Regions from separate parts of the Homo sapiens genome. Here region 1 is linked to region 2. The links are chromatin loops, found by intact Hi-C in ENCODE. Cell type or tissue: heart right ventricle. All regions are shown on one strand. Each heading gives the region's core, and the rest is flanking DNA. Links, peaks and the distances in the headings are about the cores only.

Evidence for each region. Peaks named below come from ENCODE experiments on the same cell type or tissue, not always from the same donor. Only the 100,000 strongest peaks of a DNase experiment are listed, where the experiment ranks them.
Region 1: it touches region 2 in a loop (4-fold over the local background); 2 of 110 quality-filtered maps call a loop at or near these places.

Annotation. Positions count from the first base shown.
Region 1 is chr13:102,086,237-102,103,038 of GRCh38, reverse strand. It overlaps a transcript of FGF14 not described here. Among named protein-coding and RNA genes, the nearest start is that of MIR4705, 49 kb to the right of the region's middle. In heart right ventricle, for the core only: a CTCF peak has its summit at 13,741 (motif pointing left); no DNase peak of the experiment used is centred there; H3K27ac peaks cover 2,077 bases.
Region 2 is chr13:102,394,393-102,411,194 of GRCh38, reverse strand. FGF14-IT1 (FGF14 intronic transcript 1) reads left to right here and starts at 16,676. Exons shown (of 4, transcript NR_036486.1): 1 at 16,676-16,802. It overlaps FGF14-AS2 (FGF14 antisense RNA 2), which reads right to left and starts at 16,617. Exons shown (of 1, transcript NR_036487.1): 1 at 15,490-16,617. It also overlaps a transcript of FGF14 not described here. RefSeq lists an enhancer at 16,541-16,770. In heart right ventricle, for the core only: a CTCF peak has its summit at 8,679; DNase peaks (open chromatin) are centred at 8,754, 10,284 and 10,750; H3K4me3 peaks cover 2,597 bases; H3K27ac peaks cover 1,880 bases; H3K27me3 peaks cover 653 bases.

The DNA.
Region 1 (16,802 bases), core at 12,187-16,186, 310 kb after region 2:
ATGGACTTTTTGAAGAAATAATATTTTGCCAGGCAGATGTCACAGATTCTCTTGTAATTTAGATCTTTCCCTGGAATTCTTTCCTCCTGGCCGTGTACTAGAACGAGGATTTGCAGGCTTGGAAGCTGGCCCAAGAATCCCTGAGTATACTGCGGGGAGAAAGGTTGCTGTATTTGAGATTTTAAAGAGACAGAGTCCTTTACTTGAATGTAAGTTACTTTTGTGCTTTTGTGTTACTCTTTGACCATCAGTTACCCTATCTGCAAAATGGAATCATACCTGTTTTAGTTACACAGAAGGTTAGAAGGATACCATGAAAAATGCATATGAAAGTTTATGAATACATATTCAAACTATCAGTAGTGGTATTTGAGTTACATGGGAGATTCTGTCACCCACTGACTTGTCTGAATTATTGTGATATTCAGTGGCAGGGCAGGGCACCATGGAGTCTTGATGGATGTTCAGTGCTGATCAAGTCATTGGTAAAATAGTGGCCTTCTGCCCCTCAAGCTTTTCCCTGATGAGGAGGTTGGGCAAAAGCTCCTACTCCCCAACTCTGCTGGTTACAACAAATAAGCATCATGAGCTTTTCTACTTTCTGTATTAAGCTGGCAATACAATTCTCCAAAAACAGCACTTCCATTTTTCTGACTTACATTGCCATTGCTTGTTGGACTACCACAGGCAGTTTATTACCCATCAAGTCAAGAACCATCCAGAATGGTAAGGAACCCACTTCTAAACTCATGATTTCTTGGTGACTTTCGACAAGAAACTGCCTTTCATTGCCATTTCTTCTTACACCTTGTTCTTGCTACTACTGGGTTAGAGCTCTCTTAAAATGGTTTAGCTGAGAGCACTTGGAAAATGCCTGATACATATATGATCATTTGTGCAAAGTTAATCACTCATACCAACTGTATTGGATCAGTTTTCATTAGAGTTTGTCTTTTGTTCCTTGAAGGAATGCTGAGTAGGATAAGTATTAGGCAACTTCCTTCTCTTGCAGGGTGTAGTTCATAAAGGAAAACTAGGCTGGGTGTGGTGGCTCACGCCTGTAATCCCAGCACTTTGGGAGGCCGAGACAGGTGGATCACCTGAGGTCAGGAGTTCAAGACCAGCCCGGCCAACATAGTGAAACCCCATCTCTACTAAAAATGCAAAAATTAATGGTGTGGTGGCGTGCATCTGTAATTCCAGCTACTCAGGAAGCTGAGGCAGGGGAATCGCTTGAACCTGGGAGGTGGATGTTGCAGTGAGCCAAGATCATGCCACTGTACTCCAGCCTGGGCAATAAAGTGAGACTCCATCTCAAAGAAAAAAAAAAAGTTGGGGGGAACTGATAGAATGTTGAGCATTCATTAGTACTCCTAAGAGTATATGTTGTACACCTGACTCTTCTCTACAAGTTTTTAGACTCTTTGGAACTGCACTTTGCTTTGGGATGAATGCAAAGTGTATTTGAGATAAAGAATGGGTACACTTTATTGCCTTTTAAAAGTTGTACCATAATTATGTCCAGCAGACAATTAAAAAGGACATAAATGATAAATTTGGCTGACATCTCTTTTTGTGAGGTATACCCATGAATTATCTGCTTGCTCATCTTTACCTTTGGGTTTCTCTACATTCAAAGGAAATTCTCTGGTTACTATATCATATTCTGTTGAATTACAAAATAATTATAGGGGAAGGCCCAGGTATGTATGTAACTGTAAATAGTTAAATTTATGAAATATTTCATAATGTTCCCAAATAACAATTTTTCTGAATAAAAGGTCATTGCTAGAATATCTGGGACTTAGTCTGAGGAATATGAGGAGATAAGTAAAGGGTCATGAAAAAGCACAGGATATAGTAGAAAGAATGTGAACACTAAAGCTGTGTGATTTGGGGCAAGTCACTTTACCTTTTTTTTTTTTTTCCTGGGGTTGCGGGAGACGGAGTCTCGCTCTGTCACCCAGGCTGGAGTACAATGGTGTGATCTCAGCTCACTGCAACCTCCGCCTCCCGGGTTCCAGCAAATCTTCCGCCTCAGCCTCCCAAGTAACTGGGATTACAGGCACCCACCATCATGCCTGGCTAATTTTTGTATTTTTGTAAAGACAGAGTTTCACCATGTTGGCCAGGCTGATCTCAAACTCCTGACCTCAGGTGATCTGCCCGTCTCAGCCTCCCAAAGTGTTGGGATTACAGGCGTGAGCCACCGTGCCCAGCCTCACTTTACCTTTTTAAGCTTCAGGTTATTTATCTTTAAGATATGAATAATGTACTGTTCTTAACAAATTGTTGCAGAATGTAACAAATGAATGTGTGTAAGGTATCCAGTATAGTGGCTCCCATGCTGTGTATGCACAAATGAGCTTGCTCTCAACAGGAGGCTAAATCATTCTGCTTCCAAGAACCAACTTGTGTCTTGCCCAGTCTCAACAAAGTATCCCCAAGTAGCAAGCAGCTTGTTACTAGTGCTCAGACAGATAGTTCTGATCATTGGTCACTGATATCACTGTTACTACTGACAAGCCTTGTCTGTGCACCTGACATGCTGGCTGGACAAGCGGTCCGGAAGCACCTCCTTCTGTTCTGCAAAGCCAGGAATCTGCTGCTATTGCAGGTCAGCCTCAAGCAATTAACTCCTTGTCTGGTATTGCTAGGAGGGCGTGGCATTTTGCTGAAGGTTGGGAAGGAAATGGCTCTCTCCTTGTGGTATGCTCTTGTAGGGAGGGTTCCACAGCAGCATTGCTTGGAACCCAATCTGCAGATCTTGAAAGGCAGCTTTTTTGGTTTGCATATATAATTTTTCTTTGACTCTTGGAATATATATTCTGCTTTCATGGCTAGGTCTCGAGGGTTTCAAGGCATTTGTCATTTTCCACCTGAATATATCATTTGATTTGATTCTTAGACCCTGGAACTGCATCCAGGCATCATACCGTACTTTTGTCTCATGATGAATTGTCTTTCATGGAATAAGAAAAACCTAGCTTTTATCTTCTCCTAGCCTCATCCCAATTCATCAAGCATGTCTATAGTTGTCTAAGCCTCAATTTAAGACATGAGTCTAATTTTTGCTTTCTTCAGAAGACTCCTCCACACCTAAATAAATCCATAGCTGTGAATAAATATTCCAGGGAAAAGAATTACCCTGAATGTACCTGAATATCAAATATCCCATTGCTAGGGCCCTACTAAACCTAACTATATATCATAGTCATTATTATTTTATTAATATTACTGACAAATAATTATTAAGAATTTTATTAAATAAATACTAATATACACATGCATTTATTAACAAATAATTTAATAATAAATAGTGCATCTTATTAACAAATAAGAGATGTTTTTGAGGTATTTATAATGAATTGGAGAGAGCTTGGGCTTTGGAGCCAGGGCAAGTTGGGTTTAAATTCCTACTTGCTAGTTGCTTATTATATGACTTTGAGCCTTTTTTGAACTGAAAAAAAAAATGGGGCCAGCAGATGGTTATAAGAATTAGGTGATATAACTGCATAAACTTCCTTGTGCAGTGTCTGCTCAATAATGGATGCTTAATAAATTGGTCCTATTTTGTTTTTATCATTGACAATCTGGCTCTAAGAACCCTTGTGTGGTTAAGAGGCAGTTGGTTGAGGATTTTAGAAAGTGGGATGCAGAGAGACGTTTAAAGAACAGTGCTTAGCGGTGCAAGAGCACGCTGTTTCTCTGCACGTAAATACCCCATTTTGCAAGCACTCTGTTATTTCTGTCCTCTTTCCACTAATTTTGGCCCTTGTAAAATATGCATTGCTTGCCTTTTTCCATCCATTTATCTTCTCTCTGTGTCCATTCTTCTCCCTGAAAAACTATGACTTTTAGGCCCATATAAATATGGTGTATGGTCAATTGGAGAAGACCCTCAGCTGAGAAGGGATGGGGAGCAGGAGGAAACGGGAATGACCCTCCCCCTTGGCAAAGCTGTGAGGTGGCCCCCTCCAGAGCCCTGCCCCTCACTGTTATATCCTTTTCTTTTTCTAGAGGCTTCCTTCCTGCCTGCTTCACATATGGCAGTCTATAGTTTCCTTCCCACTTCTAGGAAAACTGAGAGAAAATAGTTTTCTGTCCTTTACATCTTAAGGTAGATTCAAGTCAATCTGTTTTCTCTTCTTGGGGTGTTTACATTTTGAAGTCTAAGTTTAATATAAAAGACTTTACCTCTAGTTAAAATCATTTTAGGCAACAGGCCCATTGGAGGTTACCTGGTTGCAGGGGAGCCTTTTCTGTCCTAAAAGCGCACTAGTCAATGTCCCCTGATAGGTCCTCTCCAAAATGAAGGAGTAGGGGCACACCCAAAGCACACAGACCTCAGGACTTAGTTCATCCCAGTTCTGACCTCCTCTAGTCTCAGCCATTTCTAATAACATTTTAACCTCTCCTGCTTTCTGAACAAATGCTTGCTTATTTCACAGCTCAGTATCTAAATGTAATCAAGGCAATTATCATGCACAACTTATTTGTATAAATATTTTAACAAAAGTTGCAAGAGTAAATTATTAATAGCTGTAAATAGAACATCTTCCTTAAACTGTCACACACTGCCTTAGCATAAAAACATAAAAAGTATATGAATAATAAAAAAGTTGATACTTATATTTTACTCACAAAAAAATGATAGATCCTTTGTAAGATACAAATCTTAAGAGATCGTCTAGGTATTACACCTGGGTATATCAGCTAAATCATCATTCTGATTATAAATATCTAGGGACACGACTTTCTAGAAATGGAGTGCTAAATAAAAAAGCAAACTACTGACAGATTGTCTGTTTTCTGCATAGATGCAGGGTGCTGGAGGTAGAAAGGAAACTCTTGTTGCTGATGGTGATATGCAGAACTGGCTGGTGGGGGTCTTGAGACAGTTTCATCAAATGTGCAGAATTAGGGCAGGTCCAATCACAGGTGTACAGGTAATGCTGGAGATGGGACTCAGTCTACACCTGAAGAGGGAAAGCCACACATGACTGTGATGAGGCCATTTGGGCTGCATGGTGAGCCCTAGTGCATTCCAGTGAGCAGCAGGTCTCCAGACTTGGGCTGAGGCTCAGCAGTTTTTCTCGGGTTGACTGCTGATGGTGACGAATGGGAGCAGGGCTCTTAGCTCATGGTTTTGACACCCATGTGCTCTCACAGATATCAGCAGGGAGCTTTACACACGTGGCAGTTGTTATTTTCTGATCGTCTCTGCTCTGTTTACACAGAGTGGCTTCAAACACTCCTCAGAGTATTGTCTGACAGATGTGCTCTGGGAAAAATACAATTTTCCTGTGTGTGAAGGGGGCGAGGTTGGCAATTTGAAAATGGAAAAATGACAAACTCGTTCAGTCATCTTATACCCACCAGAGGGTTTTTGTGTCCCCAGTTTGGCCCTCAGCTCCAAAGTTACTTTTGTGCGTCTGAGTGTTACTGCGTCAGTCTAAGATTTTGGACTCTTTAATCACTTGGACCATGAAGAATATGGCAAAGTGTCAGCCAAGTCTACTTGGGAGACAGAATTGCTGCCTGTTAAAAGGGAAGGTGATAAATATGTCTGATTTGTTACTGTGATCAAGTAGGCAAAATACTTCATTAAACCATAAATTTGTCTAAAAGCATATTGGAAAACTATTTGTCCCAGACAGCTTCACCAAGGGATAGTATATTTCTAACGCTGTCTCTGACCAAATGCTTTTATAAGTACTGCCCTTTCTGGAAATTTGGGAAAATGTTGAATTCTGGATCTTTCTGCTCTAAAAGCCTTAAGTCATTTTAGAATAGGAGGCACATGAATATATTTTGAAAGCAACATGCTAACCAATTAGAGTTTTAACATAGTCAAAATTGTGAAGTGATGAAAGTTTGTCTTAGGCATCTTGTGATAACCACCTAGGATTTTTTAGTTCTACCTGGGAGGGATTTTTTCAAGAATATAGGTTTTTGTTTTTGTGTTTTCTTATGACCCCACACTACAGTGCTTAAAAAAAAAAAAAAGTCCTCCAGTCATTTGCCTGAAGCAGACAGTTATTTCATTGCAAGTATGGGAATTTATATGAGTACAGACTATGTACAAATAGGCAATTACAGTGGCTGACAGTGGTCATAAATTAGTCTGGCTGAAAACATGTCTTGTGGATAATTTCTTCTTCTTATTTTTTAAATTTCCCATTGTTCAAGCAAGGTCCTAGCTTATATATGGCCCAGTTTCTTTTTCTTCCTGACTGCATAAGGAATCTGTTTCCTGGTTAGTTGTATTTTGTGCCTACTCTCCTCTCAGAAGGGATATCCCAGGCATGTTTAATGGCAGCTTGAAATCTGATAGCTGTGGGTTGAAATCCTGCCTCTGACAGTTGGAAACTGCACGTGCTTGAAAAATTCAAGTACCCTCTCTGAGTCTCTGGGAATCCTAAGATGTAAAACAGGGTAAATATAATCGCCTTTCTTGGTTGTTACAATAAGTAAATACAATCACATATAAAAACATGAAAATATCATCATAGCGCATATTAAGTTTTCAGTGAATGTTACTTGTTCTTATCAGTTTTCCTAAGTTTTCTTAACCATTATCCAAATTAGTGGTGTGTTTTTTTTTTAATTAAAGAGTAAAGTATTAATAAAGACCAGGACAACAGGCATAAGTCAGACTGTCCTTGGCATACCAGGACATTGGTCACCATTTTTCAAGGAGGACTAGTCCTCAATTCTAATGAGTAAATGAGATTAGAGCTTCACCACTAGTTAATTCTGCTCATCATCTGGACATCAGCATCATCAGCATTTATAATTTTGTTTCTTTTTAGTTCACTCTCCTCACTCTATAACTTATTGTTCATTCCTAATTGTACAGATATTTATTGAGTGACCTTTGCTAAAAGGTCATTATTTCTATTTTAACCTAATAACTTTTCTTTGATATACTGTATATATAAGGCAATGTATCCCAACTCTAATAACTTTGAATAAGATACAAAACAATGTCCTCTTTATGTCAAATAAAGAAATATATTATATATATATATATACACACACACACACACACACACACAAATTGTATTTAAATATGTACAGTTGATTGATGAACAACATGAAGGTTTGGGGTGCTGACCCACTCACAGTAGAAAATTCATATATAACTTTTGACTCTCCAAAACCTTAACTACTAACTGTTGATTGAGAAGGCTTACTGTTAATATCAACAGTTGATTAACTCATATTTTGTATATGTTTTGTATACTGTAGTCTTACTGTAAGGTAAGATAGAGAAAAGAAAATGCTATTAAGAAAATTATAAGAATAGAAAACATACTTGCTCTTCATTAAGTGGAAGTGGATCATCATAAAGGTCTTCATCCTGGTGTCTTCACATTGAGTAGGCTAAGGGGGAGGAGAATGAGGAGGGGCTGGTCTTGCTGTCTTATAGGTGACAGAGATGGAGAGGTGGAAGAAGTGGAAAAGAAGGCAGGAGAGGCAGGCACATTTAGTGCAACTTTATGAAAATACATTGTAATTTCTGTATAACTTTTTGCTTTTTCATTTCTCTAAAAATGTTTCTGTAAGTACCAATCCTTCTTTCACCATTTGCTTTGTTTTCATGGGCCTCCTGTCTCATAGAGGGGCCTATGTCGTAAAAGAAGTCAAAAGGAATCTCGGATAATTGGAACCCTTCTGCCAAACTGATGACTGTCTGGCACGGATTCAGAAGCAGTCGTCTCCATCAAGTCATCTTCTGTTAATTTCTCTACTCTGGCGGTCCATTAGCTCTTGAATTTTTCCAAGATCCATTTCAGAAACCCTTCATCCTGACTTTTTTTCCCCAATATCCACAATATTTTAAATAATTTCCTTGATAGATTCTGTCATAATTCCTGTGAAGTTATGCACAACATCTGGACACAGTTTCCTCCGGCAGGAATTTATGGTTTCTGGATCGATGGCTTTCAGGGCATTTTCTATAACAATGACGGTATCTCCAATGGTATGATCCTTCCAGGCTTTCATGATGTTTCTCTATTTGAGCTCTCTTCCATAGTGTTGATAACCCCTTCCATAAAGTACCATGCATAATGAGTCTGAAAAATCCTTAGGACCCCCTGACTTAAAGGCTGAATTAGGGACATTGTGTTTGGGGGTGAGTAGACTGCTTCAATGTGTTCATTGTTGAACTATGGGGTTCTAGGTGGCCGGAGCATTGTCCGGTATTAAAAGAACTTTAAAAAGGCAGTCCCTTATTGATGAGGTACTTCCTGACTTCAGGGACAAAGTCACTGATGGAATCAATCCAGAAAAAGGGTTCTCATTGTCCAGCTCTTCTTCTTGTACAGCCAAAAGACTGGCAGCTGCTGTTTACCTTTTCCCTTCAAGGCTTGGGAGTTAGCAGCTGTATAAAAAGGGCAGTCCTAATCATAAATCCAATTGCATTTGTGCAAAACAGTAGGGGTAACCTATCCCTTCCTTCCTTGTATCCTAGTGCTTGCTTATCTTCATTACTAAGAAATGTCCTTTGTGGATTCCCTGCCCCCTCCAGAATAGAGCACTTTTGTCTGCATTAAAAACCTGTTCAGGTAGATACCCATTTTTTCTCAGTGATTTTCTTAATGGTGTCTGGGAAATCATCTGCTGCTTCTTGTTTGGCAGATACAGCTTCTCTTGTTATCTTCATATTTTTAAAACAAATCTCTTCCTAAAATTATCAAACCATCCTTTGCTGGTATTAAGTTCTTCAGCTTTAGATCCTTCACCTTCCTTTATTAAGTTGTCATACCATGACTTTGCTTTTTCTTGAATCATATTAGAGTTTATAAATATGCCTTTCTTATAGCAATTCTGTATCTACATAAAAGCTGCATTTTCAATTCAAGATAAAAAGGTATTTTGCAAAAAGTCCAAGATGTTCATGCCTGCTGGCATAGCTGCAGCAGTGGCTTCATGAGTCTTCTCTCCTCTCCTCTCCTTCCTTTTTTAGCTTTAGATCCTTCACCTTCCTTTATTAAGTTGTCATACCATGACTTTGCTTTTTCTTGAATCATATTAGAGTTTATAGATATGCCTTTCTTATAGCAATTCTGTATCTACATAAAAGCTGCATTTTCAATTCAAGATAAAAAGGTATTTTGCAAAAAGTCCAAGATGTTCATGCCTGCTGGCATAGCTGCAGCAGTGGCTTCATGAGTCTTATCTCCTCTCCTCTCTCCTTCCTTTTTTTTTTTTTTTAAACAATGATCCTTACACAGGATTCATTTATCTTGAAATGAAACCACAGCTGCAGACCTCAATCTGTAATACATACCAAGCAATTTAACTGTTTCTTGTAATGTCATGACTTTTCTCTGCTTCTTAAGAGCATTTCCAGCATCACTAGTGGCAGTTTGTATGGGTCTCATATGTTATTCAAGGTTTATGCTATTGCATTAAAACATGTTTAAAAAAATACACCAGAAACATGAGAGATCACTTTTTATTGTGATATGTAATTTACCAGGGTTATGACCTGCTCATGCAGAGATGATTAGCATTACATGGCATTTTAAGTGGATACTTTTGACACTTGAGCTCACTACAATAGCAACAGGAGGTGGCTATGAAATTATAGTAGTATAGTATGTGCTACAGTTAATTTTGTGCAGTTATAATTTAATACTGCATCTTTATGTGTGTTTATAATTCTCTCAACTGCAGTGATGCCATGTTTGGTCAGTAAGTATATACATAAATTTTGATACAATTTACCTTTTTACAATAGATTTGTGTAAATTTTATGGTAGCAAATCATCAAATAGGCTTGTATTGACATATATTTTATGTATTCATGGCACACCTAAGAATTTTTTTTAATATATTTCTAAGCCACATGGTTTCTCTGCATGTTTTTGCAAATTTTCACAAATCTCCACAAATTTTTCTAATACATTTATTGAAAACATTCTACATAGAAATAGATGTGTACAGTTCAAACCGTGTTGTTCAAGGGTTGTCTGTATATATATGTGTCCACACCAACAGGTTTCCCGAATAAAAATACACATGTATATCAACCACGCATGTGTACTTTCTCCCCTAACTTCAGCTTAATCTTGAGGGCCCTCTAATCCTAACCTTATGCTTCATGCTGCCTTCTTCTTCATAAAACCTTTGCTGTATAACATTTTTATTGATTTTTAGAATCATTTTCTGTCTTTTTCCCTTTTCTTCTCAAACCTTAAAGGCCGCTCTGGTGTCTTGTGTTAGGGTGCTCCAGGGTAACTAGACTGATAATTGTGTTCACCCTGTGTATCTAATGTAGTTGTGCCTAGGCATTTATGTATTATAATATGATTATGCACAAATATTACTATTGTTATTACCTGTACTAGTTTTATTTCTTTCATGTTAAAATTAACATATATTGATTGTAAAATGTGTTTATAGGGGCTAAGAATTTCTTTTAGGATATTATCCTTTTCATAAAAACTATCTTCATTATAACTTAGACTTTGAGACTTTTGCCAAGTGGAAAGAAGCATGAGGAGATGCCCTTTCAGTGTGGAAGACCCATGGGATGACTTATCCTCAACTAAATTCATAAAGGAAATGGCCTCTTCTGCCTCTGCCTTATTTTATTCTGAACAGATATGACATTACTCTAAGACATGATGTGGGCACAGTTTTGGTCACCCGTAATTGGGATAAGTGCAATGGCACTTAGTGGGTAAGAGTGAGAGTTTTTAGACAAACAGCAATGCATAAGACTGTCCTGAACAATGAATATTTTCATATCTTGTATGGCATGGCTATATTTTACATAAAAACACAAAGTGTATTTTCCCCCATTTTAGTGTGTGCTAACTTTCCCAGGAATGGAACTGCACTACAAATCAGGGCAGATTGTAGTTTCTGTCTAGTACATCATCAAGAGATCAAGAGTTGTTCATCATTTTTGAACCTAGCAATGGCAATGCTGCTAGTGGCTTCCCAGCCACCAATGTGTCATCCCCACATCAGTCAGTACCAGTAGCTGTTGCATTTATTATGATTTTATGCATATATATAAACTTATCACCAGGCCTTATTTCAAATGTCCAATAAAATGTTCATCTCAGGAAAGAAATAATGTTGACAATATTCAGTAGAGGTAGTGGTCAGAGTCCACTCTGGAGGCAGAAATGATACCAGCTATTTGAACAGAGAAGATTTAATACAAACACTTCTTAATTAGTAAAAAGTTGTCAGCTGGTAACTTAAAGGGTAGAAAAAGAAACTCTAAGGTATTGTGGAAGTAGCAACTTCAGGAAGCAGCTGCTTCCCACCCCCAGAATTGTGGGGAAAAAAAGGAAAACAAAAAACTTCGAGGGAAGGTCTAGTGAAACTCAAACTCAGACCTGTAAGCAAGGCGTGGCTCGGCTGGTGCTAGTATCTCTGAGCTCAGAGGAAAGACTCATGAAGCTGGAATCCAGACCTCTGAGGAGGACCAATGGCCGGCTGGTATTTGAGGGAAGAAGGAGACAATTAACCTGGTTCTCCAAGTGTTGAACAAAATTGCAAACTGTATTCAGCTGCTGCCACAAGGAGGCTCTGCTGTTGGTGGGGGGTGACTGAAGCATCGTAGAGTGATGCTCACAAGATCCACAAGCAGCCAAGGAGCTCCCCTAGAGGGACACAGGAAGGGGCAAGTTTCTTCCACCTCATCCAGCTTTGAAGTCTCTGGTGCTCCTAGTGGCAGATCCTAACAGAGAGAATCTTGGCAAGCAGAATGTAGTTTGCAGGGTCTCAGCCCCAGCAGCATAAAGCAGAGCATAGAAGTGCAAGTTTAGAACCGAGAGACAAAGAGTAAATAACTGGCACATTTGGCTATTGTTTTACACTTCCTAAATCCAGAGTTACCCATTATAACCACATCATCTGGTATAATTGTACCTAAGCATTTGCATATTATACTATTAGTACTCTATTTGTATGTGTTAATCTCTTACTATTGTCTTTTATGTCACTATTAACATATTACATTGATTTAAGATTATTCTTAGAGGGAGTTAGCAATTTCATTTTGGAATAGCAAAAGAGACATTAACAAATATTTATTATAAAAATGAGTTTCAAATATGATAGAACTGAGAGCCACTAAGTTGATTCAGACAGTATAATATATACTTAGACTTTAGACTACTGGCTCCTAGCCGACTCAATGGCAATGCCATCTGATCTCAGCTTCAAGGCTTGTAAACACAAAGGATCTCATCGCTGTTAGATTCTGACTTCATTGAGGAAGGCATCTCGCCGTTGGCATACACTGATCTTTTTTTGGAATGGACAGGCATTAATGGAAATGTGAATCTCAGCAGTCATTCTGGCTGTCCTCAGCTTCGTAGCCCTACTTCTGAAAGCGAAAAAGGCACGCAGAGGACGTGGCCTACTTGACCACTGCCATCTGTGCCCTTTCAGTGGCACAACTCTGAGTGACCATTACAGTCAGAGCCTGGGCTTTTAGTGAAAATTAAACTTAAACACAATGGTTACCAGTGGTCGAGCTTCTACAGCAGTAAACTACTCTGATAAAGGTTGTAAACACAACATTTCCAGGTAGTAATATCATCTTCATTTTATAGATATGGCGATTGACTGCAGAGACCTGGAACTTACCTAAGACACAGCTAGTGAGAGAACTCACTCTGCCTCTTTTCTATAACCTAAAAGCCATTTCCACTCTGCCTTCGAATAGTAGCACAGGAGACAAAGTCATTAATTTTAGGAGATTATTTTTGCAAGTAGTACAATTATGTGACAAATTAATTGCCATCGATTACTTGAAAAATTCAATAAGCCTGTAATAGAAATGGCTGACACATATTATAGTCTCAGTAAATATACGTTGTATATATTCAATGAGTATGTGTCCACAACAAATTTTTGTTGCAATGATAATTTTCAAATTGGTCCATTTTGATTTTGACCTTTTTATCTAGGTAGTTTTTCTAAAAAGCCATTTTGCACATATAAAGCTAATCATCTAACACTAGAAGACAATTATTCAACAGGGTCTGTTGCCATTTAAGCTTCAGATATGGCAAATGGAATTTCACAACACAAGAATAACAAAGACAAGGCCTGACAATGACAGTTGTTCCCAGAGAGTTTCTAAGTATAAACCTTGGACACAAAATAAAGAGTACTTTCATAGCTACACAGTGCAGAAAAGAACTGCTTGTAAGAGAAAACTAATTAAAATGATCTGCAGAAATTATATGATTGATAAACCACTTGTCTCAGCCACTCAGGAAATCAGACATCAAAACCATGATTCTTTTCAATTTCTATGTCTTGTAAGTTTTGATGAAACAGAATTGTGCTCAAAAAGTCAATATCATGAGGCACATTTGATTCATAGCCCCCTTACGTACATTGTGTAATGGTTGACAGAACTTTCATAACTGAATGCTAAATAATGTAAACTTCCTTGAAAGTAAAACTTAGGAAAAATGTGGAACGTTTAGGCAGTAATATCAACTAAAAGTGCAATCTTATGCCAGCTGTTAAAATTAGCTAACTGCTAAAAATACTAGCATCAGTTTCCAAAACATGATTTTATCCAGGTATATTAGTGCTTCTTATAGTCACACTGCAGGGCATGAATGGAAGCCCATCTTACTGAAAAGATACTTGTTACATTGGAGCTTTGCTTCCCTCTGTTTGAAATATCAGATATTGGGTTGAATACCTGCCAGTGCCCTCTTCTGGATAGAATGTAATACATTTCTAGACATTTTCTACCCTTTTTACATAGGAGCTAAACAATTTCTCCTTGACCTCAGAGAATGGAAACAATTGGTAACAGAACACAGTCTGGCTGTGTTGTGATCATAAAATATACGCTAGACTCAAATGAATGCAAACAAATATTTAAAATAGATTACCTTGGTTCTTAGTTTTCCCTACACTCTGGAACATTCCAGTGGGAAATTAAGATTGTATTCTGAATTCTGTATCTATGATGGCAGAAAACTGGGTTTTAGAAGTATTTTCAACAGGTAAAGTTGAACCAGAAAGGATTTGACTTTCCTTTTACAGAAGCACAATCTTTGAAATCTTGACAGCTTGGCTCCAAATTCTGGTTAGGTGTTTTAGTTTCCTAAGCTACAATATGTGGATCAAGAATGTACCTACTTTATACGGTAACTTTCAGGATTAGATGAAGAACTTTATGTATAATGTACTCATCTTTGTATCTGACCTACGGCAAGCATTTTCTATAATATTTGCTATGATATGAGTTTGTATGACACAAACATGTGTCTCTTTTAATTTAATATAAAGTACCCAAATTTGAAAAATTATTAGATTAGATATATATGTCTAAATGTTAGATTATAGAATTTTAAATCTATATATTTTTCCAGTTTAATACATATTTGTATATTTCAATTGTATATGTCAAATACCTTATGGATTGACTTTGATTTCTCAGTTAGAAAATATTGCAGTGAAGTATCTTTTACCATAAAGCTTGAAAATGTGGTATTTTTGACCTAAATATTACTCCATATCTTGATGAATAAAATAACACTGCATTTGGTGTACTTAATTACATTAAATTTCTAAGTTATGCAAATGGTACATTGTAACATGAACTTTTAAAAAATACATGTTACATGTGATGTGTGCCACACTTTAAGATTCATTTTCATTAATATAAAATAAGTAATTCTCTCTGCTTAGCACAGTTACCATTTTTATTACTTTTCCCAACTTGGCAGTGATTGTTTTTAAAGTGGCCTTCATTAAACTACAGCATTTCTAAAGTGACAAAATTTCAGGAGCAACTTAGTCTCTGACTGATTGCAGGTTGACAGTTGAGTACCTATGTCTCAATTGTGTATCATAGAGAAACGAACCCGAACAGGAAACTAACCCACTTACTAAAAAGTATGATTTTGGCACTTAACCTTTCTGGTTGTAGTTCCTGTTACATAAGATAATAATTTCAAATTCATAAGATAGATATGAATATTAAATGACAGAACTGATGCAAAGTTAAGTAACCACCATAAGTCATTCTCAAAATTATTTTTACATACATATAGAGAAGTAGAAAAGCCATGAGCTTTACAATCAGGCAAACATCTGCATACATATCATCTTCTATACTTATTTCTGGAATTTTCATTTCCTAACTGTAAGATGGTTGTTGTATTAAATGAGTTGAAATGTAAAAAGTGTATTATCTGACACAGAGAAGGCACAGAGTTGGTAAAGCTAATTTAGACAACATCTAATACTATTTTTGCATGTCACCTGCTTTGTGCTAGGCTCTGTGTTAAGAATTACAGTCTGGGCTGGGCGCGGTGGCTCACGCCTGTAATCCCAGCACTTTGGGAGGCCGAGGTGGATAGATCACGAGGTCAGGAGATCGAGACCATCCTGGCTAACACAGTGAAATCCCGACTCTACTAAAAATACAAAAAAAAAAAAAAAAAAAAAAGCCAGGCATGGTGGCAGGTGCCTGTAGTCCCAGCTACTAGGGAGGCTGAGGCAGGAGAATGACGGGAACCAGAGAGGCAGAGCTTGCAATGAGCCGAGATCACGCCACTACACTCCAGCCTGGGTGACAGAGCAAGAATCTGTCTCAAAAAAAAAAAAAAAAAAAAAAGAAATTACAGTCTATTTTTTACTATTTCTGGGCAAGGTACACATGAGGAATCTTGCCCCAGGTCCCATTGCTAGGAAACCCTTAAATTGTAGCAGCTCTTCTCTTTTCTTCCTTCCCTGATGCTTCACTGACTTGACTTCAGTCTGCCTGCTACTTCAGGTTGCATAGATCTTCACACTTTAGGGATCATCAAAGTATATAATTTTGCGAATTACACAAAGACCTTTCCTAACCCCAGTCCCATCAACTTATATCAGTCCTGTGACCTATTTCCCAAACCAGCTAATCTAATGAACTACATTATGGCAGGATTATTTTTGGATCTCTGTGTTCCTCTGACAAATGACAAATTTACGTCCTAATGACTGGTTTCTTGACCTCAAATGCTACAAGCCAGGCTCATAGAGGAGCTTCCAGGTAATACAGAAAGATCAGCTGAGCAGTTTGTGGGGAATGCTGTGATTCCCAATTCACTCCACATCATCAGACTGCCTCCTGTGTCAATCGCCTTTACTCACTCTACGTAATCCTGGAAAGTTTTAAAAGCCTAATGCACAGTTCTATGTGTGCCAGCCCATCTTCAAAGAAGTTATGATTGTACATATTGAAATTCCATCACACATTAAGAAAAATGAACATCTTTCCCCTTCTAAATTGGGTAGATTATTTGGGCCTGAAATACAGAATATGAGGAAAGAAAAAACTAATTCTTTGTCTACTGTATAGCGGTTCTAGCATAGGTGATCTTCAGATTCTGAGATTAAAAACATCGGGTTTTTTGTTGTTTCATAAAAATTTTCTTGAGAAAATACCTTAAATTCTCATTTGGAAAATGAAAGGCTTTGATAAAATAAGGTCGGAAGCACTTCTTTTTTTTTGAGACGGAGTCTCTCTCTGTCGCCCAGGATGGAGTGCAGTGGCTCGATCTCGGCTCACTGCAAGCTCCGCCTCCCGGGTTCACGCCAGTCTCCTGCCTCAGCCTCCCGAGTAGCTGGGACTACATGCGCCCGCCACCACGCCCGGCTAATATTTTGTATTTTTAGTAGAGACGGGGTTTCACCGTCTCTATCCTGGTTAGCCAGGATGGTCTCTATCTCCTGACCTTGTGATCCACCCGCCTCGGCCTCCAAAAGTGCTGGGATTACAGGCATGACCGAAGCACTTCTTAACC
Region 2 (16,802 bases), core at 6,921-10,920:
ACCTTAACTTTTGACCTCTGGAAACTTATGGTCCAACAGACTTGTACCATTTATTTTTTTGAGTATAAAATCTCTCTGGGTTGGCATTTTTCTTCATTAAGTTTGTAACCTAAATGTTACAATATATGACACATTTTTCTGAATTGCAATTTTTACATTTATTTTGAATAATAGCTTTTTGAATGACTCATTTTAACTTTATGACAGGAAATGTGAGATTACAAGTGCAATGATTTTCATGTTTTTTTAACCACTTATCCTCAAGTTCTAGTAAAATGGTTTTCGTATATTTTCTTATGTGAGGGTTGAATTTGATTTTACAAATCTCTTATTTGAAGAAATATGATAAATAAATCCAACTGAGTCATTTTCTTCAGAGCAAAGTGAAAAGTGCTACAGATTCAACTTGATTCTCTCCGAAACAGGCCTGTTGGAAGCCTATGCTCAGTAAGCACTTATGGAAGGAAATAATCCCTGTTTACATGTTTCATAGTGCATGTAACATGTGCATATTGGATTGAAGTTCTCATTGTCATACTAGATGTTTAGGGATCAAGTAAACCATTGCAAACTCAAAGCGAATTCCTTATCAGTAAGCTACCAGGTACCTATAATGGCTTAGAACCTAGGCAGAGAAAACACTGTGTATCCATCTGGGATCAGTCAGGAATACGTTATTTGGTATTTTCTGGTTTCAAAGTGTTTTAATAGAGGAATTGGAGACTTAGAACTGTTGGGAAAGCTGGGAAATGAAAGTCAGGGAAACTATCATCCATGATCTCAGCCTGAAGTACTGAAAGTGGATGCTCTTAAGAGTTAATTGGGAAGTGGCTGAGATTTTTGTCTGCAGCAGCAAAGCGATGGTTTTTAAGAATGTGCCAAGAATTGACTGCGAATCTCACACTGGTCCTGACAACTGCCTTCAGAGAATAATGACCTCTCTTCTGCCACCCAAATCTCTTGTTTGTGGGCCTCTCATTGGAGAAAACTATCCTGCAAACACACAGAAAGGGTAGTCTGGGAAATTTATTTCTGGCTTCTTCAGGTGAGCTTGGAATGGGGTTGGTGCAGAGTTGACCACGGAAAATTCATCATTCAGAGGGAGGCATCTCTTCCATTTAGGTACATATTTAATAATGTTATTTTAATTCTCCAGTTATCCAAGTTTTATAACCTATTGTCCAGGGTAAATAATATTCTAAATTTTTGCATATATAAATCTCTCCTCAAATGGAAAAAGTTCAGCTGACAAATTTCTCCTGTGATTTAAAAGTGATATATCCAAAGTTGTCCCATTCAATGGCTATAGAAATTAAGAAACTGGATTCCATGTATGTAAAATATTGTCTGACCTTAGAATACTTCAAATCACAGGCAACAATTATTTTCAATTGGGAGCATACTTGCCTCGAATAAGGCATCAGAAAAATTTGGATGAGTGGGAAGAAAGTAGCGTGTAGTTTGAATTAGTTTATAAAAGTTACTGTTGCTTTGCTTTTAGTCAAGGCCTTAATTTCATATTGAAATTTAAATCATATCAATGAAGGTTTAGGAGGTTTATTAATAGGAGACATGGGTTATAAAGGTCTAGAGGCATTGATACAAAGAGCTTTGCTGCATATGTCCGCAAATTGTTCAGGGCCAATTCAACTTGTAAAAAGATCCCCTCACGTGCCTCAAAGGATGCAGAGAGGGTCCTCTGAACTCTTGCTGGGCTGTACAGGGAATTGGGGTTTTATTGTCCGTTATATCTATGTAGACTGTGATAAAGTTCATTTCAGTGAGAAGTGAAGCCTGTGGAATATTGCCAAGAGAAGCTCATATTTCTGAGGACTCAAGGGAATTCACCTGCTTTTATCTGTATCTCTTGGCAGGTTCTTCACTGTTTTATTATACTTTCTGAACATAATTGGAACAAAGGAGGGTTTTTTTCTTATATTATTTTCTAGTATTTGGGGGCCTTAAGAGGTGATCATTAATTTTCCCTTTTCCTCCTACTTCTGAATTCAGATTCAATTAAGAAAAATGACCACACATGTTAGAAAGATGAGAATAAAAATACTATTTATATTACTGATAAGTTTGGTTGGGGGCTGGAAACTTGGCCTGAGGACAAGAATTTGAGTCTCTAGATACTTCCTCCACATCTGGAAATTGCAGTGGCCATCTAAGGAAGGGTTTGGATTTGGAGAGCAGATACTTTTATCCAAAACCCCTGTTGTATCTGTTCAGCCTTGTCTTGGCTTGATTTTCCTTAGAGGACAGATTCTGGTGCAAGTAATTTACTTGGGAGGAAATACAGCAGGTGAGTCAGGAGTGGATCTAGGGAAGGGGAGGAAGCCAATAGTGTGGTGATAAGCCAACTACTCCAGTGGGAGACCATGTCTTTATCCCACAGGAAAACTGTGGATGGATGTAAAACACATGCTTCATCATTATCCCTCCCAAGAGGCAAAGGAGCTGGAATATTTAGTGATGGAGAAATTCTCCTAGGGAGCGTTAATCTCTAGTCTTTTCTTTGAGTGCCTAGATAAAGGGCCTTCTGTGGTTTAAATAAAAACCCCTGGAGATCAGATGAGATTGGGTGCATTCAGGGTGGTATGGCAGTCAAAGCAATTACAACAAAAACAAAAAACTGACAAATGGGACTTAATTAAACAAAAGAGCTTCTGCACAGCAAAAGAAACAACCGACAGAATAAACAGACAACCTACGGGATGGGAGAAAATATTTGCAAAGTGCATCTGACACAGGACTAATATCCAGAATTATAAGGAACTTAAATCAACAAGAAAAAAAAACAAATAACCCCATTAAAAAGTGAGCAAAGGACATGAACAGATACTTCTCAAAAAAAGACATAGCAGACAACAAATATAAGAAAAAATGCTCAACATCACTAATCATCAGAGTAATGCAAATTAAAACCATAATGAGATACCATCTCACACTAGTCAGAATGGCTATAATTAAAAAGTAAAAAAATGGCCGGGTGCAGTGGCTCAAGCCTGTAATCCCAGCACTTTGGGAGGCCAACGTGGGTGGATCACGAGGTCAGGAGATTGAGACCATCCTTGACAATATGGTGAAACCCTGTCTGTACTAAAAATTCAAAAATTAGATGGGTGTGGTGGCGCGTGCCTGTAATCCCAGCTACTCAGGAGGCTGAGGCACGAGAATCACTTGTACCCAGGAGGCGGAGGTTTCAGTGAGGCGAGATCATGCCACTGCACTCCAGCCTGGTGACAGAACGAGACTGCATCTCAAAAAAAAAAAAGTTAAAAACAAAATAAAACAAATATTGGAGAGGATGTGGAAAAAAGGGAGCACTTATACACTGTTGATGGGAATGTAAATTAGTTCAACTCCTATGGAAAACAGTCTGGAGATGTCTCAAAGAACTGAAAATAGAACCACCACTCAACCCAGCAATTCCATTAGTGGGCACATACCCAAAGGAAAATAAATTGTTTTAGCAAGAAGACACCTATACTCATGTTTATTATGGCACACTTCATAATAGCAAAGTCATGGAATCAACATAAATGTCCATCGACAGTGGACTGGATAAAGAAAATGTGAGACATATACACCGTGGAATACTATGAAGCTATAAAAAAGAATGAAGCTGTGTCCTTTGCACCAATATGGATGCAGCTGGAGGCCATTATCCGAAGCGAATTAATGCAGGAACAGAAAACCAAATACTGCATATTCTCACTAATAAGTGGGAGCTAAAAAATGGGTGCACATGGACATAAAAATGGAAACAACAGACAGTAGGAACTCCAAAAGAAGGGAGAGAAAGAGGGAGGGGCCCAAGGGCTGAAGACCTACCTATTGGATATGATGGGTACTATCTGGGTGATGGGTTCACTAGAAGCCCAAGCCCCAGCATCACACAATATACCCATGTAACAGACCTGCACATGCACTCCTGAATCTGAAAAAAAAGAAGAAATCTCAAGCTCAGAGATAGAGATACTGGCGATTAGAGGTGACTCAATGCTTCTCACGTGGAAGAGCTGAGGCTGAGGAGTCTAAAAGCTTCTTGCAGGCAGGAAAGCTTCTTGCAGACAGAGAGAAAAGAAGGGGTTGGGCCCCTTAAGTTGTTTCTCCTTCATTGAGGAGTTGGGAGGGGAAGAGAGATGAACTCAAGTTACCTTCCCAGACTGTTCCCTCCAACATAGAGGAGCAGAGGTTTTTTATATCATGGGTAAATGTAGGAACATGGGGAGAGGAAGAACAGGTACTAATGAGTAGTATAGAGATGTGAAATTTAGAATTATTCCTTAAAAGGTGAAGATAATTGTTAGCAACAAAAATAGAGAAGGAATACATGTGCAAACAACATAAAGCTTCATCTTTTTGAAAAAGATTTACAAGGTAAATATAGACACTGAAGTCCTTATATACACATTGGTCTTTTTTTTCTATCTCTAGTGCCTTGACGGCCAACTCTTTCAATCACTTTGCCCTTCTATTTCTTCGGTGATCAAAGCTTTTTTGTCACGGCCATAGGCTCTAAACTGCCATAGGTTATATTTGATGAGCAGGGAGCAGGACAGAGAAGGAGGCAGGGAAAGTAAAATCTGACAGTGGGATGTTTGCACTCGTGCTGGAAATAAGCAAGGGTGGCTTGCAAGAGGCAACTAAGAGATAAGCAGCTGCTGTAGTGAATGGAAATGAGAGTGGCAGACTGTGGGTAAAGCCATAGGTATATGTTATGTACTTAAGTTCTTTATTCTTTTAAAATAAATAACTAACCCAAATATAAGTGCGTTGTTATTAACACAAGCCCAGCCCATAAGGTAGTAGAGAGAATAAGCTGCTGTAACAAATTCACACAAAACACGTGGTCTGCTATGGATGGTTATGTTCCTCCAAATCCAGATGTTAAAATTGAATGCCCAATGTGATAGTATTGAGAGGTGGGTCCTTTTGGAGGTAGTTAAATCAGGAAGGTGGATTGCTCATGAATGGAATTTGTGTCCTTATAAAAGATACCCAGGGGGAACTTGTTGTCCCCTGCCACCATGTGAGGTGAGGACACAGGTAGAAGTCACTGTATATAGGAAGCAAGCCCACACCAGACAGTGCTGGCACCTTGATCTTAGACCTCCTGCCTCCAGAACTGTAAGAAATAAATATCTATTGTTAATAAGTTACCCAGTTTATGGTGTTTTGTTATGGCAGTGAGAATGAACTAAGACAACCTCAAACAAGATAAAAGTTTCTTTCTTTGTCAACAGTGCAGAGCCTGGTGGGCAGGGTAGGTTGGTGGCTCTGTCCAAGGTGCTAGCTTTCTTGAATCTTGATACTACACCACTCTTGGTGTGTGTTCCTGTCCACATGAGTAGTCAAAGCTACTCACACCATTTTCTTTCCAGCTCACAGGAAGGATGGAAGAGAGACGTGGAAGGCAAGGAGCTTCCTTTGAAGAATATGACCAGGAAGTTGAACATGTCACTGCTGCTCACATCTCATTGATCAGAATCTAGTCACGTGACCACACTTAACTATGATGGGGCTGAAAATTGTATTCTCCATCTGAGTACCCATGTGCCCTTCCAAAACTGTAGAGCGGGTGGGGTTCAATACTAAAAGGAAGAGTGCAATAGAAGAGCAATAATTGGAAGCAAATAGTAAAAGCATGCTGCAATAGTTTTACAGATTTTTGCTGATTAATATCATGAAAGTTCACATATCTTACATTAAAATAAAATGCAAATGTGATTGTGTCATGAAATTCTGGTCATTACAGTTACTTTTAGAATTGTTTACTATAATATGCTGAAGGTAGGTTTAATTTTTAAATGAACTTGTTTATGAGTACTGGGTTTATTTTACGTTAGCCTTATGAAAACAGTCTTACAGATTTTCTCTCCTATATACTACAAATTTTACTATCAATTCTTACAGTCTCAGATTTTTAAATCTTATTTCTACTTACATGCATTTCAAAACTTGCATTTTTCCCCATAGTTTTTCATTTTTGTCATCTAATATTGATTGGAATGTAGCATGGCAAAGAGTAAGCAAACATTTTGATATCTTCCAAAACAAACCTTAAATAATTGTCTGGAATTCAGGTCAGCATCATATGTATATTTGAATCATCCATGATCTGGAGGCCCCAGAACCTGAGTTAATTCTTGGACCATACTTAGTCTTTCTTGTATAACTGGAAATCTGGTTCAAGTTCATCATTTAGTATCCAACGTGGAGTCTTGTACAGTTATTTTCACTGAGCGGATGCTTAATAAATATTGGTTGAATGACTGAATTGGGCTACTCAGAAAACATCAAAAATTGAGGGTCCTTTAGACCAAAAGTAACCTTAATTGGTTAGTCATCTTTTCCAGACAAAAACAATTGCTTTTTGCGGGGTTTAATGATGTGAATAGTAGCCTATGTAACCTAAGTAAATAATATATCAATAAATATAGGAAAGAAGTGCAGAAAGAGCAAAATGTTATACATCATAAGAAAGTTTCTCATTCCTCTAAATAGTATAAAATATGAGAAGCAACTAACACATTGCTTGGCATAATAGATTCTCAATAAATAGTAGTCACAGTTAATTGTCTTTTATATTGTTCCTTAGGTCACAAGTCAAAGAAGTTTTTCACCAACATGTAGCAAAAGAAATGACAGTTTTCTGGCAGTTATTCCTTATTTCAGTAGGGAACAAATTCACTGTCAGAATGCAGAGAAGAAAGTCAAATTCTCATATTCAAGAAGAGCTGATTTGAGACAGACTGTCTTTATAACAAACTAGCATTTAAGAAGATCCAATAATTATAGAATATTTCCCCAAATTTTACTCTATTTGTGAAATACTCCAGGGAACTCAGAAAGTTTTAACATAACATCAGAGCCTGTGAGTTTGGAAGGCCTATTTATATTTCAGCTATTTCTCTGGCATTTGCCCAGTGATAATATATTGGGATATTCTGGAACCCCCTAGGAGACACCAACATGTTATAGAAGCAGCATATGGTATCTGTCTCTGATTGATATAAAAATTATTTTCTAATTATTTGGCCATGCTATTCCATTTTTCCTCTTTCAAAAAGAATTCCACTCTTCATTTTTTTTTTTTTCAGTCTGTTTCTTCTTAGTAAGTCACTGGCATTACATTCAGGTACTTTTAGTATTCTCTATTTCTTTACCTCACAAACCTTTTTAGACCATATTTAAATTGTAGTAATTTTTAAAAGCTGTATGACATGATCCTTTTGACACATCAAGGCCATCATGATATAGCTTTCCAATGTCTTAACCTTTATGGGATTTACTGGTTTTAAATTCTTCTATCTTACCTAGAATTGACTGATGTTTCCCAGAAGGTCAGGATATCAATGCTAATTTTAGCATCCTAACTAATAGAAAACTCTAAAAGTGGTAAAGATGTTTATTCCATTTTTTGTTTTTTGACAACTGATAATCAAGGAGTTAGTCGATTTTCTTTAAATCAACTTTTAAAATCAAATCAGTCTTTTCCATCAATCCTCAACTATATAAATCGACATCTAAGTTTATATACCATGCAGTAGAGGCAGTAGTTTTAATTTTTTTGAAATTATGAAGAAACTTCTAAATATATATATTTAAATTAGAGTTAAAATTTTTATGTCAGTTTACCTATAAAAATAGAAATAAGCTGGCATAAGTTTAATTCATTTACCTACAGAGAATGGGAGTGGTCAGTTTTACTTCTTTAAAATCCTTATCTCAAAAATATGATGAAATGCTAAGTTACTTTTGAGTAGCGGGTACTCTGGAGTTTGTTATATTATTTTTTGTAATTGTTTGTATCACTTTGCACATTGTATTTTCCTCCAAGTAGAATAAAATAAAATAACAGCTTGGTCTGAAATCCTTTGATTTTTCTGGGCAAGTAGGAAGCTGGGTTATATGTTGGTGAAAATAGAAAACTTGCCTGTTTTGTTAGGTTGGATTAGTGTAGGTGAGATGTGCAGATGAGAAGTAAATGAGGGTGAATTTAATGTTAGCTCAATTAATGAGTGCAGAAACATGCAAAGAATTAGGGCGTGATTTAAGCAGGGACTTTCTGCACAATTATTTAAAGGTAACGTGTTGTCTATAAAAGGCATACATTTTCTCATGTATACATGACCCTCCCCACAAAAGTACAGTTTGCCACCTAGATTTTAGTGGTTGTCCTTTTAAGAGGCGGTTTCTGGTAATATCTGTTATATATCTAGTTTACATTTTTCAAACAGCCCCTCAAGTAGGAGTCCAATAATAAGAATTAAAGGAACTTGAGTTTTCCTTAATGTTTTAGGTGCATTATATGCTGCTTTTGAAAATGTGAAGGTGGAACTGATTTTGGCTGGGTGGAGAAGCATTAAACCCATTTTTCTCTTTATTTCCCCCCCACCTCCAACCTCCCAACATGCATTTTCTAAGGTTTACTCATTATAATTTTTAATTTTTACTTTTCAAAATTCACTTTTAATAGAAGGCTGTCAGATTGGCTCCAAGAGCAAACAGCAGGCTGACTGGCGCTTGGCGGAGGAGGGAGAGGGTCGCGCGTTGGGTCTGGGTTTGGGGCTGGGGCTGGAGCTGGCGGGTGGGGAGACTTCAGGAGGGGCCCTAGCAGAGAGACTGCAGTGACACTGCCCTCCCTGGGCTGGTTGAAGCATCTCACTGGTGACGGGTCTGAAAGCACGTGGCTACGTCATGGAAAGCCAGTCTTTTCAATGCAAACTTCAACTCCTCCTCCTCCTCCCTCTAATGCCTGTAACTCACATCCGAGGCTGGGCGAGGAATCCGGAGGGGAGATTTTCCTCATGCTCACGGTTGTTGGAAACTGGAAGAGTGAGAGGAAGGAGGAAGGGGATTTGTGGCGCTCTCTACCTACTACAAGACTGACAAGGGGAGGGGGCACCTAAATTTGCATCTTTTCTTCGTGGTGATTGAGAACTGCAGGTTCAAACCGATCCCACTGAGCACTGGCGATTGATTATAAAAAAAAATCGACACTGGGAGAAGGGAGGCTCTGTCTTCGGCTGTCAGACTCAATCTCGGAGGTGGTATTGGTGTGTGAGTGTGTGTGGTGGTGTTTTTTTTTCTTTTTTTTTCTTTTTTCTTTCTTTCTTTCCTCTTTTTTTTTTTTTCCTTCTCTCCTAGGGGCTACACAATGGCAGTCTTCTCTCAGTAAGATGAATCCTGCTTTGCCTTCTGCAGATCCACCCATCCTCATAGCGATCAAGTAAAAAGGCTATGGTTTTCTCTTTGGGGATCTTTTGTGCATTACTGTTCTCCCTGATTAGTTTTGATCTCAGTTGGGATCTCTTTGCTTTTCTGTTTGGCTTCATGCTGAAAAAGGATTTTTTCTCCAACCCTTTGGTAATAATCCGGTGGTGATCGAGGGGGGATAAATCATTCACCCTGGCCGAAAACAAACAATCACTGAGAAGTCTCAAAGAAATATACCACGTGAGGGGAAAAAACTGGGAGAAGATCCGGAATATTATCGTTTTTCCTATGGTAAAACCGGTGCCCCTCTTCAGGAGAACTGATTTCAAATTATTATTATGCAACCACAAGGATCTCTTCTTTCTCAGGGTGTCTAAGCTGCTGGATTGCTTTTCGCCCAAATCAATGTGGTTTCTTTGGAACATTTTCAGCAAAGGAACGCATATGCTGCAGTGTCTTTGTGGCAAGAGTCTTAAGAAAAACAAGAACCCAACTGGTAAGCGAAACATGCATCATGTTATGTTTTTCCTCATAATAACCTGTCTGTTGCTCATCGAGCTAGATCTGCAGTTCTGCTATGCAGGAAGGCAGGGGAAACATACCAGGAACCAGGACAGTGTTGCATATAGAGGTGTTGCATGAATAAACAAGTAACAGCTGGATCGGCGTCTACGAACCCCAAAACCATTATTGGCATCCCTTGGCTGTGACACAATCCATCACTAGGAGGGAGGAGGAAACTTTTTTTTTTTTTTTAATGTATTTGGTTGCCTATGTTTGGTGGAATAGTGAAGGGCTATGGCTTAAGGTTGTGCCCCAGGCAGCTGAAGCTTCGGTAGTTGCCAGGAAAAAGAACCGCGAGCTCCCCTTACTTCTGCAGCAGGTTCGAGGGACGTAGCTGGGTTCCGAGAACCTGCTCTAGACTTTCTGATTAGCTTGCACAATATTCGCCACCACGATCACCTTTACCAAAGTAAAAGAGGCCCCCTCCCTCGCGGCCCCGCTCCTCCGTCAGCCCCCGCGTCCCTCCCCCGTCCAGCTCCGGGTGCCCGAGCATTAACTCATTCCCCCTGTCTGCCTCTGACACATCCTGCCACCGGGAATACTTGAGCAAGGCTTGCGCCGGGAGGGAACCCCAGACTGAGAGGACAAGCCCAGCCCCTCTAATATTTGTAATTGAAGTCCCCCCCTTTAGAAAGCGGTGTCAAAGCCCTGCGTCGGGGTCCCACAGGGCCAGGGGTGGGGATGAGCCAGGCCGTGAGTTCCTGCTTTTAAGCCTACTGGTGATCATGCGCCCCGATTCCAAAGGGCTCCAACAAGGGAACTTGCAGTACATTACATAAGAAATGCAAATGCATCTGATTTGGGGAGTCGGATCCCAGGGGTTCCCGTCCCCGCGTCTCAGTCCGAGGCGATTGGGGGCGGCCGCGGAGCTGTGGGCGAGCAACCCAGGGGAGGCAGGCTGGAGGGCTGCATGGTGGTGGCGGCGGCGCTGGCGAGGAGGCTGGGCGCAGCCTTTCCCGGAACCGCTCACGCTGGCAGCCGGGAGTGTGTGGCGTCCCCTAGCTCCGTTCAGGGTGGAGAGGGACCCGGGGCCGGCTGTTTTTGTCTGGGGTTGTGTCTGAAGGAGGGAGCGGGCAGATCGGCCGTCCCGCAGTGGCAGCCCGGGCTCTGGAAGCTCCTGACGCTGGCACTGCGGTGCAGTAGATCATGGCTCTCCACGGCCTCCCTGACGCCCTGGGCTCTGCCGGGGGCCGCACTGGCACCCAGAGCCCCAGCGACTGGGGCAGCAAGTGGCTGCTGCCCTCCAGCCTCCGAACCTTGCCAATGCAACGTAGCTGGGGTGGCGCGCTCCGAGGGGTCTGCCGCCTGCGGGTGCAGCGCGAGGCAGAGGAGGAGGAGGTGCGGGTGGGCGGGGACGGAGGCGGTGGGTGCGGAGGCTGAGACCGTTTGCGGCCACCATTCCTGCAGCAAAGGAGAAACTGCGAGTTGTTAGACAGTCTAAAAGGGCAGAGGCTCCTATGCTGGGGCGGAGAAGATTGCCCCCAGCTGGTACTTTGGGGTGGCAATTGAGGCTCTGGTAGTAGCCTCTGGCTGCTCCGTGGACTCGGTGCTGCAGTGGGCTCTGGGCTCTGCCCTGAGTCCTCCTCCCTGTGTTCTAGTTCTTACACCGTTTCTATTCACCCCATCTGTTTCCTCCTCCTCCGTCCTTTTACCCTCCTCTCTTCTTAACTCCTCAGCGTTTAGCAACTCTGAAACGACACACCAACCTGAGAATTGCCCAAGGGGAAAACAGTGTTGTCACCTTTCCACCCGCATGTCTAATTCAGCTATGAAGTGTACCCCAAGATGTACTCCAAGTCCCCGACATCAAACCTAAAACTTGCTGACGCTTGGTTCATACAAAACCAACTTACATCTGCAACACTATCTCACAGCCTAATATGAAGACCCTTTTTGCAAGACTTCTCAAAGTGAGAAAGGCCAAGGGCTGCAGTGGGAAGGGCAGGGGTGACTGCTTTACACTGCAAAAATGGTGGTCTTTTGAACCCTTCTTGTGTCTTTCTGTGAAAAGATTTAACTCTCTTCTGAGAAAGGAATAGTGCAAAAACATTTTTTATTTAGATGTGACCATTTGTCTTAGGGACCTTGAAGTCAGTCCTTCCATAGTACTGGAGAGTGGGAAATAATTTAGCACAGAACAGTAAGTTTCTTTGTAGGCCTTTATAATTTTTTTTGTAAACAATTTTACCGGAAACACTAAATTTCTCCCTATACACGAGTCACAATCTTATTACACTTCCTCCATCCCACCCACTTTCATCTCTCTGGAATAGTTTTTCCCCCCTTCCAAGGCATTTTTGGAAACTGTGGAACAAATGACAATTTATTTTTAGAACAATTCATTTTGCAGCTTATGAATGCTAAAGTATTTGGGTATGAATTGATGGGCTAACTCAAAGTGTATCTAAGAACATTACCAACTATTCTAATAGGATAATTTAGTGTTAGATAACCAGGGATATGAGTTCCAACCAGGGAGTTGGAGCATTTAGTATATATATATATTATATATTATACATATATATAATATATATATTTAAATGGGACATTAATGTGTCACATTATTTATCTTACCTTCTAAAAGTTTTAGCCTGTTAAGCTTGAATCGAACCCATGCCAAGCCATTCCCTTTCACTATTGTACTTCGTGAGTTCCATTCTCCTGCTAGTAACATAAAGCCTAAAATCTTTTGCAGGTTTTTGATCCCAAAATAGCAGTAGAACTAAAAAGTTAATTGGGTAATTAAAATGAAACAAACACTAAAATTCTTTTAACTGTTACAGCCAAAAGGAACAGATTGACTACTACCTATTATGTTATCTTAAATTTAAAAAGAGAACAATTAACTGGTTTCAAACTAAGAAACTTGGGAGAATACTGCCAAATACCAGTGAATTTGGTGTAAAGCACCTATTCTTATTTCAGAGATAAATAATAGGTTAATTTTCCTTCCTATATCTTTGGAAGTTATGAAATAATTTACTGATTATTTCCAATTCGCTAAACTGTCAACAAGTGTAGGTGGTTCAAGCATTCGTGGAATTTCAGAGCACCGCTATATAATCAAGTTGGTGTGAAAATAAGCAGAAAATAGAGTTACGAATTTAAGGACAAAGTTATTCATCTACCCAAAAGTTATTGATTAGCTCATTATTAATACTTATATAAGAGGTCTTCATTAAATAGTGTTTTGGGCTTGTTTTATGTAAAATTTAACTGGAAGAGAACATGAAAAATGTGTTTGCACAATATATGCTTTTTAAAATAAATTCCAATAGCTTAAAAGTCCTGGATATAAAGTAAATTTGCTATCTTCATTAAAACACCCAGTCTAACAACTATTATCAGAGAACACACACACACACACACACACACACACACACACACACTCTTAAATGTCCTACTTTCCTAGCAGAGCAACAGCTATGCATTTAGAATAAATGTTACCTGCTTCAACTTTCACTGTAGGAGTCATGCAAGGTGACTTTATTTTAGGCAAATCATTAAATAGGGAATACTAAGTCCAAGGCATTTATTTTGCTTGAAGGAGGCTTCATAGGTTTCTTTAAACCAGTATGATAGTTTGGATTGACCAATGTATATAATAGGCCCGTTCTGGAAATAATCTAGGTCACTGCACTTTAAGCCAAGGGTACTAAGGAAAGAAGTGTGGTTGAAAAAAGAAAATCCACAATAAACATAAATACTAAGGTCATGTCATTGCTGTCTCTTCAGGCACATAATGTAAAACAAGCAAAGGAAGCCACAGACCCTCAAATAGATATACCCACTCAACCACACACAGGATATCCCCAAACTTCCATGGCTTGGTAGGATTTTGGAAAACACAGATTTTAAGATAAATCATAATCTAAGAGGATTTTATTGAGTACAAATGTCAGTGCCCAGTGTTAGTACGAAGCAGACGCCCTAGACCTAGTTCTGCACAGCACACTGAGAACATTCCATCAATTCTCTTTTTCTGAACTCAGTCTCCCGCTCTGTCGTGTAACTTTGAGGTGGAACATGCAGGGCTTGGTAGGACCCATGATCACTTTCTATTTCCTACTTGTCTGGCTGCCTTTCAGCTCTGCTTTTGCCTTTCACTAAGCTGTTTTAGGTGCCAAAACACCTGGTATGCCACTGTTACTCATTTAAATATACGTTTTTTTAAAAAGCTACTTGCTTTACATCTAGGGCTGTCATGGTGTTTGGAAGTGAGAAAATAGGAAGAGAGGGAAGAAGAGTGAGCACTTTTTACTCCCCTCCTTCTCAGCCTACCGACTCATCCTAGGTTCCAGTAGAGCTGGGTGAGCCACAAATGGGCCACAACCTCTGCAAGTCTAAACACTGAGTATATTTCAAATGAAAACATCAAATTCAGACTGCACGTCTGGAACAGCAAACAGATGTAAGCTGCTTCTTCTAACATGCTTGGCTGTAGAGTGGGATTCAATGTAGTATTAGTTGGCCTTAGACTCCATCCAGGAAGCTTATTTACTGAGGTAACAAAATGGGTTTTGTAGAGCAGTGCCACTCCATGAACCAAAGGATGGCATTTTAGGTAGGCTTCGGAGTACTGCCTTGTTGGGAGAGTAGATTTTTCTTTTTTGAAATGTATATCCCAGTTAATAAGTGTAAAATTCAATGCATGATAATCTAAACTTAGTTTTAACAATGAAGATGACTTTGGCTGTACAACTTGTTCTCATCTTAGACAGCATCCATAACTGAGAAAATTTGTTCAAATGATGCAGTACTTTCTGAAAGTGCTAAAGCTAATTCTATACTATACTTCACGTTTCCTACAATGAACCATTCCTTTAAAATGTTCGAACCCAGTCTTCCATGTTTTAGCAACACAAACATTGGAGACTTTTGTGAAGTGTTTTTATACATATGGTAACAAGGACAACAACCAATGTTTTCACTCCTTTGCACATTTTGGCATCATACCTCACTCAAATTGACTCATACGCCTTCTATAAATACCACGTAGATGTCTCAAAATGGAAGCATTTATTCAAAATAGTGTCTTTTGCCTTAAGGGGAAACAGTTGGGCTGTTTGAACAGTCTAACAGGAGCTCTTCTCTTCAGTGTTAAACAAGTCATTGCACTGTGCCTATTTTTAATAAAACCTTTGAGCCCAACTCAGTATTACCTCCAGGAGGGACTGTGGAGGTAATACTATTTACCTCCTGTAAATAGGGACAGGGAAACACCTATTTACACATCTGCCTGCTCACTGCCATAGTCTGTGTGGTGTTCCTTAGGACTTGTGTACCAGGTACAAGGTTTAGTTATGTGTTGAACCCGGGTACTGAAGGGCATGGAGTTTTCTGAGGGAGACTTCTCAGCTCCCCGTATACCTCTAGAGATGCAATAGCTCTTTTGTATCAAGACCAACTATGTCCTGATGTTTTCCCTGTGTAGTTCTCTAGCTGCCACTATTTTTTTTACTTTGGTCAGAATGTAAAAGGTAGGATGATGAAGAGAAGGGAACAAAAGGAGGGATTCTTAGGGACTTCCTAAACTTGAAGGCAAAAAGGATGAATGTCGCAGACATGTTTTATAGGGAACAGTGAAGTTCTTGTTTGATTAGTCTGGTAACATCATGTAAGAAAGTCACCCAACAACTGCTGGGCACCACTGCCTTTGTCACTGTCTCTTGACAAAAACTCTGTTCACGACACATGGTAGGTTTTCAATACACTTTAATAAAATAGTGAAAAATAGGTATCTCTAGGATAGTGAACTATGGGACTACAAAGGGCAGGACGATACATTTTACTTGGTTAAATTCGCTTAATGCTTACTCCTTTCTCAAAGCGCCAACCAAGAATTTGGCTACTAAATAAAGAAAAAAGCTGTTAGTGGCTCTTTATCCGCCACGATAGGGTGCTCTGAAACCCGGTCCTGCAGACATTCCCTTGGCCCACATTTTATAGCTTCCTTCTCAGTCTCAAGGCCTGTAGTCTACTGTTCACACTCGAGCCTCTCGCAAAATACACAAGCTCAAAAGCTCATGGCGTTCTCCCCATCTGGCATTCTCGGCCTTAGAATAGCAAACGTTAGGGCACCATTAGGTTCATAGTTGCCAGACCCTTCATTTTCTTTTTTAATCTTTAATTTTCTTCTTAACAAGGAAGACATTCCGCAAAAAATAAACTCCCTCTTTTGAGCTCCTTTCTCTGAAGATGGTAACTGGAACTCTCATTAGTAAAGAACCTCGAGTTCCAGTTGCTTTGGACGGAGTTTCTCGCTTAGTATTTTGCTCTTTGGCAGTTTGAAAAGCAGTAATCTTCCAACTTCGCAGCTCCCTGCACTCGCGCCTACCACCCTGATCTATTTGGCTTTCTCCTTTTTGGAGCCACTTTAAAAGGTGCAGGGTGCTGGGCCGCTGTGGCCTCGGGCTGAGAGGCGGGGAGTTGGTGTCCGGGACCAGAAAGTTTGGCAGAAGCCACGGCTCTGGGCCCAGGCCCCGGGCTTCCAGAGAAGTGTGTCATTATTTGTTTTCTGCAAAGCCGCGAGCGGGCCCACGCTGCAGCTCTGCCTCCAGGCGTGGAACCCCTCGGTAATCCGGGTGAAGCTGGGTTCCGAGTGTGGACTGCTTCGGCTCTGAGGAGGAGGGAGCCCAACGGGCCAGGCACGGGCTTCCTCCTGGCTTTACCCATTGGCCCAGAGTCCCCGGTCCCGCCGCCGCTGCCCTCTGCTCACGGGGACCGGCCATCACCGCGCTCCCAGCCTCGGCTCGCCGGGGGCTTCGCTACGCAATGCGGCGGAAGCGGCCCGTTGGAGCCGCCGTAGCGCGGGAAGTTTCCGTTGCCACGGAGATGACCTCTGACCCTAGGGCGTCTCTGGGACCCGGCAGCTTGTGCTGTTGTTGCTATGGAAACCATGGCGGCCGGAAGCCGCCGCGCGGGAGAGACTTGGGGCGCGGGTCGGGGCTAGGGCTCCTGCCCTGGCAGAGATCTTCGCTCTTCCGTGGTGGCCGGGGACCGGGCAGTGA